2 separate regions of the Homo sapiens genome follow, and region 1 is linked to region 2. The links are chromatin loops, found by intact Hi-C in ENCODE. Cell type or tissue: PC-3. All regions are shown on one strand. Each heading gives the region's core, and the rest is flanking DNA. Links, peaks and the distances in the headings are about the cores only.

Evidence for each region. A loop is a pair of places that touch in the nucleus more often than their neighbours do. Peaks named below come from ENCODE experiments on the same cell type or tissue, not always from the same donor. Only the 100,000 strongest peaks of a DNase experiment are listed, where the experiment ranks them.
Region 1: a loop joins it to region 2, with 7 times the contacts of the local background. A loop is called at or near these places in 2 of 110 quality-filtered maps.

What each region holds. Positions count from the first base shown.
Region 1 is chr3:174,406,154-174,411,121 of GRCh38, reverse strand. No RefSeq gene overlaps it. Among named protein-coding and RNA genes, the nearest start is that of NAALADL2, 450 kb to the left of the region's middle. In PC-3, for the core only: no CTCF peak of the experiment used is centred there; a DNase peak (open chromatin) is centred at 2,641; H3K27ac peaks cover 391 bases.
Region 2 is chr3:175,144,303-175,149,270 of GRCh38, reverse strand. All of the region lies in intron 2 of NAALADL2 (N-acetylated alpha-linked acidic dipeptidase like 2), which reads right to left. Among named protein-coding and RNA genes, the nearest start is that of NAALADL2-AS3, 32 kb to the right of the region's middle. In PC-3, for the core only: a CTCF peak has its summit at 2,837 (motif pointing right); no DNase peak of the experiment used is centred there.

The DNA.
Region 1 (4,968 bases), core at 1,185-3,684, 740 kb after region 2:
GAATAATGAGAGAGAATACAGTTGATACCTTGTCACCTCCTGGCCCTGTGGTAGCTGGGATATGAGAAAGTAGAACATACACTGGAGAAGTTACAGTGAAATTGGAGTTTTCAATAGAAAATTAGTTTTACTTAAGATAGCAGTTTTGAAACTTGAGTCATTCAAGATTTTTGTCATTTCTACTTTCTATGTATACTACTGATTTCTCATTGTTTCTCTTTAAGTCAATTTCTACCTTCCTCCCTTCTTTCTTTAATCAAAATACTTCCTTTAATTTCTTACATGACAATATATGTATGTGCAGACATGATGGATATATATTTTTTGAATATACATTAAAATAAAATGCAAGTATTAAAATTTAAATATTTATACATGGATAGTCTGAAATCATCTTTGGGAAACACTACTTTAAAATAAGAACGTGGAGAGAATTTTCTCTGAAGAGAACGAATATGCAGAAAAAAAAAATTGACAGTGGAATGGTGACCCCAGAGAACAAAGAAGAAGGGTTTGGAAGGCAGTCAACAAGAAGAGGAAAGATAGCTTGGAATGAGCAGAATAGATTTTCAAATGAAAGAACCGAGTAATATGCCAGGAAAGTCTGCATTTTGGGTAGATAAAAAAGCATGAATAAAAGTATCTGATTTACAACCACTCAAGTTTAGCTAAAGTTATCTTGGACAATGCTAGGTCTAAGAACAGGTAGCATGGACCCTGCAGATATTATGTCCTTAGAGCTTGGTGGGAAATGCCTTTGTATCTGAATGGTACAATGACTTCATGTAGTAACTGAGCCCTGAGCTAGTCAAAGGCAATGTCAAACTGTTGGCTAAAATTCTTTCCTGGTTTCAAATTTCCTCTCAAGGTATTTATTTCATAACACAGCTAGGGTCAATATTTTACATGGTCCCAAGAATGTGCAGCTAATTTTGAAATGGAAAGGAGAGGAAGGTTATACCCACCTCTTTGGAAGAAACAATTGGATATATCAGTTATTTAACAAAAAATGCCAGAGGTTTCTGGTTTTCTATACCCTGAGGTGCTATGTTACATATGTACCTAAAAGATACGGGAAGAAAAAGAAGGAAGAAAATGAGTAATACTCCCCATATTAAGTAAAAATTATCTTTAAAGCTGTTAATGATATTTGAATCAGTGACCTAGAGCCCATCTCATTAGGGAACGAACAATTTAATAACTATACTTCCACAGTCCATCAGCCTAAAGACATAAAAAAGAAATCAATAATGCAGCAAAAAGGAAAACAATAGAAATGCACAATTATTTCTGGCTGAAGCCTTCAGTAAATAATTTCAAGAATTGTAGTATTGCTCAAATCACTTCCTTTTCTAATATGCTACCATTTTTGTCCTTACTATAGCTTCAGTACAAACTTCTTTTTCTCTGTGTGAGTGACTCAAATATGATCACATCTCTGTTTATCCTCACCTTAACTCCATCCTTTTCTTTGAATGTAGGGTTTCTCTCTTAAAGTGGCTGATGCTATCAATGAGTGTTACACTGAGCCACTGTGTGTTTCAGGCTCAAGATACAGCCATTCTCCCCTCAGGCTAGTCAATCAGTTCAAGCCACTGAACTGTGACCAAGCCATGTAATGATTTTTCTCAGCGCTGTGAGACGAGACTGTTAACACCCATCTTCATCCAAATGCCATGGCAAAGATGAGGCTGCCTTTTCTCTTTTTGGAGTTGGAATATTTTTACTTTTCTCTCATTCCTGTCACCTTCTATTTTAATCTCCCTCCCTTAAGGCTCAGGACAAATCCCTGGAATACTTCTCCACCATTTATTTAATTATTCACTTAGTCACCTAACAAATATTTATTTATTGAGCCACTATTCTGTGTCAACTCTTCTTCTGGTTAATGAACACACAGCAGTCAACAAGACAGAAAATTTCCTCCTCGCAAGAAAATTATATTTTTGTAAGCAAATAAAATAATATTCAGTGACATGAACAAAATAAAAAATAGTGCCTGCAAATGGTTAATAAATCAGCTATTATAACTGTCTTATTTCTATAGTATTTATTTTTGGCTCTAATCTATTAAAGTTAATATTCATTTCAATATATCAGTAGATCCAAATATTTGGGACTAGGTGTATTTCTTTTATTTGCCCATGAATGAGATTGGGCTTTTTCCCTCATGTTTCTTCTTGCAGCTGAGCAGTGGCATTTATCGTGGTAACTAGAAGTTTCCTACTCCAAGATTACTCTGGAGTCAGTGCTTGCAGGATCTCTCTCTCTCTCTTTTTTTTTTTTTTTTTTTTTTTTGAGACGGAGTTTTGCTCTTGTTGCCCAGGCTGGAGCACAGTGGCACGATCGAGGCTCACCACAAGCTCCGCCTCCATGGTTCAAGCGATTCTCCTGCCTCAGCCTCCCGAGTAGCTGGGATTATAGGCGCGCGCCACCACGCCCGGCTAATTTTTGTACTTTTAGTAGAGACGGGGTTTCTCCATGTTGGTCAGGCTGGTCTTGAACTCCGACTTCAGTTGATCCGCCCACCTCGGCCTCCCAAAGAGTGGGGATTACAGGCGTGAGCCACCGCTCCGGCCTGATCTCTCTCTTCTTGTTAGCTCTCCAGGTCCTAGGGTTTCCTCTGTTGCCAAAACATTCCATTTGTGAGTCACTCACTGCTCTGTTACCAGTATTTGGCTCTACTGCCTGAGGCCCAGCTTCTTCCCTCTTTCTACCCCCAACCTCTTTCGTTTCTGGTTTAAAATTTTCTCTTTTGATTGGCGTTCCACTGAGATACACTTTCACCCACCAGCACTTTTTGAAGACATGTTCTAAAATCAGGTAAGGGGTATACAGTACAATCAGTATTATAGTAATTCCCTTTTCCATGGATGCAATTCTATCCTCATTCTCTCCAATGCCTATCTCTTTAAAGAACAGCTTAGCTATCTGCATTAAAGAGCTGGATGGCAAATGTTAACCAGTACCGGTTATGGACTCAAACTGACTGGGTTCCAATTCCATTTCTACAACTTATTAGATATGTACATTTGGATGGAAAAAATAAGTTAGCCGTTTTAAACCTTATTTACCTCATGAATATATATGCCCTGGGGAATGGTGAGAACTCCAAGTGGTGGAGAGTGAGCTTTTCTCCAATCTTGCCCTCTAACTAGAGAACTAGGTGAGAGTAAAGAGAAAAGTAAAGGGGTAGAGTATAGGCATATTCTGCTTTCTGAACAAGAATGCTTGAGGGCTTGTCTGCTGTTTGTGGCTGAATAGGTACTTAGGAGGTAAACTTGACCCACAGTGACAAAGACACATACATAGTTTCCAGGATTTCCAACAAGGCAGAGAAATAGAGAGTATGAATGACCTGAGAAAGTCAAGGACAGAAATAGAGAGTATGAATGACCTGAGAACGACAGGGTGATGACACTTTGGTGAATACCGGCATGGATACATTATTCAAAAACACTTTGGGCTTTCCATCCCTGCTTCTGTGCTTTAACCCAGCATTTGAATGTGTCAGGTATCCATCGAACTTCTAGAGGTAGATTGCCTGGGTTTGGATTTGGACTTTGTCATTTATTGGTTCTGTGACCTTAGACAAATAATTTATTCCCCTTGTACCTCAGTTTCCTGATTTTTTAAATAGAATTAAACACATTCCCTACTTCAAAGAATGATTTTCAGGATCTCTATGGTTCTAATATTTTGGAATTTTGAACACAAAATCCAAATTTCATGTGTTGGAAACTTAATCTCCAATGCCACAAAATTGTAAGGTGGAGCCTAATGCTAGGTATTTGTGGTAGGTATTTGGGTCATGAGGGCTCCACCCTCATGCATGAGTTAACGTTGTTATCTTGGGAGTGGGTTGTTACTGTGGGAGTGGGTTTTTTATAAAAGTAGGTTTCACCTCATCTTGGCCTCTTTTGCTATCTCTTGCCATGTGATAACACAGCAAGAAGACTCTCGCTAGATGTGTCCCCTTGATCTGGGCTTTTCAGCCTCCAGAACCATGAGCCAAATATATTTCTGTTCATTTCAAATTACCCAATCTGTGGTATTCTATTGTAGAAGCATAAAATAGACTAAGACAAAGATTAAAAGGGTAAATATAGCTAAAATGCTTAGAACTGTGGCTGGAATGTAGTAAGCACCATATAAATGTTTGGTACTATGTTAGGGGTCCCAAAGACTACCCTCAAGACTCAGAAAAGCTGTTATCTACAGATTTACAGTTTATTATAGCAAAAGGAAACATTAAAATCAACAAAAGAAAAAGGTGCCTAGGATAAGGTCTAGGCGAAACTAAGTACAAATTTTCAGGTGCCCTCTCCCAGTGGAATTGCATGGATATACTTAATTATCTCAGAAATGATGTATGACAATACATATTGCTATGATTTGAATGCCCTTTTCAGAACTCATGTTGAACTTTAATTGTCATTGTAACAGTATTAAGAGGCAGGGTTTTTAAGAGTGATAAGTCATGGGGGCTCTACCCTCATGAATGGATTAATCATTATCATGGGAGTGGCTTTGTTATAAATATAAGCTCTCTCACATATTCTCTTGCTCTTCTGCTCTTTCATCATGGAATAATAAACAAGAAGACCCTTACCAGATACTAGCACCATGCTGTTGGACTTCTCAGTCTCCAGAGCTGTGAATCAAGTAAACTTGTTTTCCTTACAAATTTCCCAGTCTATGGTGTTCTGATATAGCAATAAGAAACAAACTAAGACACATGCAAAGTATTTCCAACCAGGGAATCTCACCAGAACCGTGATGTCCAGGATTTCTATTGGAAATCAGTCATGTATGGATGCAGTACCTAAGTGACCAACCACAGATACTGAGTTAGATTACAACATCCCAGAACAAAAAGGGGCATTTACCATAAATCTCATTTTTAGCATAAGCTATCTCATCAAACTGGTACTGTATTGCTAAATGCCTAAGATATACAAAACGTCT
Region 2 (4,968 bases), core at 1,553-4,052:
ATTTAAATGTAAAATATCTATGCTTAACTGAACATTTTAAAACAGGTTTGTTTATCCAATTTATAATAGGCACAATGATAAAATAAAACTATCTAACCAAGGAGGTGAAATATGTCTGCAATGAGAACTACAAAACACTGCTGAAAGAAATCACAGATGACACACACAAAAAAGGAAAAACACTGTGGGCTCATGCATAGGAAAAATCAATATCATTAAAATGCTCATACTGCCCAAAGCAATCTATAGATTCAATGTTATTCCTATGAAACTAGAAATATTATTTTTCACAGAATTAGAAAAACATTTTCTAACATTCATATGGAACCAAAAAAGAGCCTGAATAGTCAAAGCAATCCTAAGTAAAAACAAACAAACTAAAAGCCAGATGTATCACGTTACCTGACTTCAAACTATTCTCTAAGGTTACAGCAAACAAAACAGAATGGTACTGGTACAAAAAGAGACACATAGACCAATGGAACCAAATACAGAACCCATAAATAAAACTGTACACTTATGGTCATCTGATCTTTGACAGAGTCAATAAAATAAGCAATGGGGAAAGGACTCCCGATTTAATAAATGGTGCTGAGATAGCTGTCTAGCCATATGCAGAAGAATGAAAGTGGACCCCTACCTTTCATCATAGCCAAAAACTAACTAACTAAGATGAATTAGAGATTAAATGTAAAACCCCAAACTATAAGAATCCTAGCAGAAAACCCAGGAAACACCACTGTGGACTTGGGCGTTGGGAAAAAATTTATGACCAAGTCCTCCAAAGTAACTGCATCAAAAACAAAAATTGAGAAAATTGACCTAATTAAACTAAAGAGCTTTTGCACAGCAAAAGAAACTATCAACAAAATCAACAGACAACCTACCTAATTGAAGAAAATAGTCACAAATTAAGTATCCCACAAAGATCTAATATCCAGAGTCTATAAAGAACTTTCAACAGCAAAAAACCAATAACCCCATTAAAAAGTAGGCAAAAAATGAGCAGACACTTCTCAAAATAAGACATACAAGCAGACAACAAAAATGTTTAAAAAGTCAAATTACTAATCACCAGAGAAACGCAAATCAAAACCACAATGAGATAGCATTTCATACCAGTCAGAATGGCTATTATTATTATTTTATTATTATTATTATTATTATTATTATTATTATCATTATCATTATTATTATTTTGAGACAGAGTTTTGCTCTTGTTGCCCAGGCTGGAGTGCAATGGCCCAGTCTCGGCTCACTGCAACTTCTGCCTCCTGGGTTCAAGCGATTCTATTGTCTCAGCCTCCCATATAGCTGGGATTACAGGCGTCCATCACTATGCCTGGCTAATTTTTGTATTTTTAGAAGAGACGAGGTTTCACCATGTTGGTCAGGCTTGTCTCGAACTCCTGACCTCAGGCTTTCCACCTGCCTTGACTTCCCAAAGTGCTGGGATTACAGGCGTGAGCCAACACGCCTGGCCGAAAATGGGTATTATTAAAAAGTCAAGAAACAACAGATGCTGACGAGGCTGCAGAGAAAAGGGAATGTTTACACGCTGTTGGTGGTAATATAAATTAGTTTAGCCACTGTGGAAAGCAGTTTGAAGATTTCTCAAAGAACATAAAACAGAACTATCATTCAACCGAGTAATCCCATTATTGAGTATATACCCCCCCCAAAAATAAACTGTTCTACCAAAAAGACATATGCACTCACATGTTCATTGCAGCACTATTCACAATAGCAAAAACATATCATCAACCTAGGTGCCCATCCGTGGTAGACTGGATGAAGAAAATGTGGTACATAATATGTCATGGAATACTACACAGCCACAAAAAAGAACAAAACCATGTTCTGTGTAGCAACCTGGATGCAGCTGGAGGCCATTATCATAAGTGAATTAATCCAGGAACAGAAAACCAAATACGGCATGTTCTCACTTATAAGTGAGAGCTAAATATTGGGTATGGATGGATGCAAAGATGGCAACAATAGACACTGGGGAGTGCTAGAACGGGGAGCAAAGGAGGATGGCAAGATTTGAAAACTACCTATTGGGTACTCTACACACTACCTGGGTGACAGGTACTCCAAATTTCAGCATCATGCAATATATCTATGTAACAAACCTGCATGTGTATCCCTTGAATCTAAAATGAATTTGAAATTATTTTTTAAAAATCATGTTTGCTTTTCTTAACTACAGAATTACTTCAAAAGATCTTAGTTGAGTTTTCCTAAAAAAAGACAAAAATCAGTGCTTTTACCCAGAAAGATTTGCACAAATGCAAATAATTTGGGGACTATATTAAAATTTAGCCATTTACATCATATGCATTTTTTTTCATTAAAATAACTGATCCACTTCAGATCTTGGGAGAAGATTATGTACCTGAATGACGTTAGTAAATTGTAATTTAATTAAATTTAGTTAAAAAAAAAGCTACCTTCCCTTTTTCAAAAAGAGAAAAGTTAAGCCAACAATTTCACACATGGAAGGCAAAATAGTCAAGTAATTGGTTTTCCTATCACTATTTTGTCAAGTAATTACAAGGGAAAACATATACGCATCACGAAGTAAAATAGTAACTTTCAGCCTCTTTCATTATTTTTCTTCTTAGTTCATGTGATTGAAGCCATTCATTTTTCACAATCTAGTTCGTCCAGCACACTGTTAGTAATATGCTATATGCCCTACTTTGTGAAGCAAAAGTAATATTCTATGAATTTCATTTCATCTCTGATTTATCTACAATTTTTTAATGCATTCTCTACAATAATTATTTTAGCTTGCCAGTTAGTTATTAGTAGTCCCACCAGAGGGCAGACAGGGGAAAACTCAGGCTGTAAAACTCAAATAAGCACAATACTGATATTTACTCATTTTTCTATAAAAGCTGTGCAAATGGGAGCACTGTACATATTTGATGCTTATTTCAAATCATTTTCCATTGTTTTCCACAGTCCTTCTCTTTTTTCTGGGTAGACCAGAGACTCACTTTGTGATCTAGTAGTTACCTAAAATAAATTTTGATGGAATTGAATTTATTTTGTATGAAGAAGGTTATGTAAGAGTCAACAGACACACATGAGCCAAATTTAAAATTCAAGAAAATTTACAATAATAGGCCAATAGGGAGACTTCAGCTGATGAGATTTTTTACTATTCTGTAAGAATCACGAATCTTACTTATTACCAAATACAGTATGTGTCACATTTTCTACAGTGAGAATTCTGACAAAGGTGGAAACTGAGAATTACATTAATCTAATTTGTGTGCTACAAAAACATGGAAAACAATTTCCACATCCACAGGAGTCAGTCAGTACTTGATTCTAGCTATATGTCTGAAATGATAAAGAAGAGGTTTATTAATATTTGTCAAAAGAGTACATTTCAAACAACTTCTGAATTATTTGAAGTGGTAGGAAGACTTGTTTTAGAATATCTTTTATTAAAAACTTTAAATAGTTCAATTATTATAAGGAACAGTAAATCCTTATTGCCAAAGTAATAATTTTGTGTAAAATTAGTAGAAAGCATTTAGTTTTGCAATAGCAATAATTCAGGTAAAAAAAAATACACAGAAGTATCAAGACAGTAATACAAAATTGAATGCTTAGGCAATCAGCAAATCAGCCAAGAACAAAGTAAGTCCCTGGTTCAGCACTACTTCTAAACAGCTTTATCTTTAAGCCCAAATTCATAAATCTAGGCTTAAGAAAGGTCAAATGAAAGAAGAAAAAAAATACATTTTCTTTCCGATAAGTTTCATCCATTGCTCGTCAAGCCAATAGAAATATAGAAAACCAATTCTGTTAATTCTGAAGGCAATCTGTTCAACGTCCTTAACACAGATATATGTTTGTGGGTTTAGGTTTATTGAGTGCTACTGCCATGTAGGTCACTGGGAAATAGAAATTTGTCTAAATCTAATTGGAAGAAGAAGAGCAACTTACAAAATTAAAAATTCAGAGAGCTAAAGGAAGTGATACCAAGCCAATGGGCACTGCAGATAAAAGATCTAGAGGAGGTGACTGAACATTGATCCATGTGAGTCATCAAAACACGGTATTCACTAGGGAAATTTTGTCACCACCTAAATGAAGAATAAGGGGACTAAGGAAAATTACCCTGCCTATTAGCAAGAGCTAGGACAGCCCCTCCCAAATCCTTCTCTATCCAGGGATGAAATTAAATATTTAAAATTTGTAAGTGTGAAAAAGCAATACATCAAATCAAGGAAAGAGGAACATGGTGGTGAATAAAGAAATGGAATGTTTTTGATTAAAAAAAGAAAAAAGACTTGTTACCAGGAAGTAAAGGAGAATTTTGAAACTTGTATTGAAAACATACAGGATTCCAAAGTCTCTTTGAAATGCCGTAATCTTGTATGAGATGAAGAAGCAACAGGCTGAGATTCAAACAATGGTTGTCTAAATGAGTAAAAATTAAAAGAAATCTGAAAACACAATGGCAAAATCAAAATCAACATTGGAGGCATTAAACACAAGAACTGGCACAGGAGGAAAATAAAATCAGGGATTTAGAGAATAAACCTGAAGGGCTGCCCAAAAATATGAAGGAAAAAAGTGACGGAGATAAGTAACACACAAAATTCTGTATATAGCATGATCCTGCATGTGGGGGATAAATTCAGTGAGAATAAACATAGGAAATATTCAAAGGTGCTAAAAGTGGCCATCTCTGGATTGCGCAATCATAAGAAAGTTTCACTCTTTCTGTATATTTTCTCAATATAAAGTGTTTTACACTTTAGACTGTATTACTTTTGTAATCAGAAGAAAAAATAAACACAAAACTCAACTTAACTCATATATTTTTCAGAATAACCACTGATGAATGGGCTTTTTCTACAATAATCAATTCCTGTTTTCCAATCAATCTTAAAATGGAGACTTTCTAAAGCTGATATATTTAAATTATGAGAATGAAGTAAT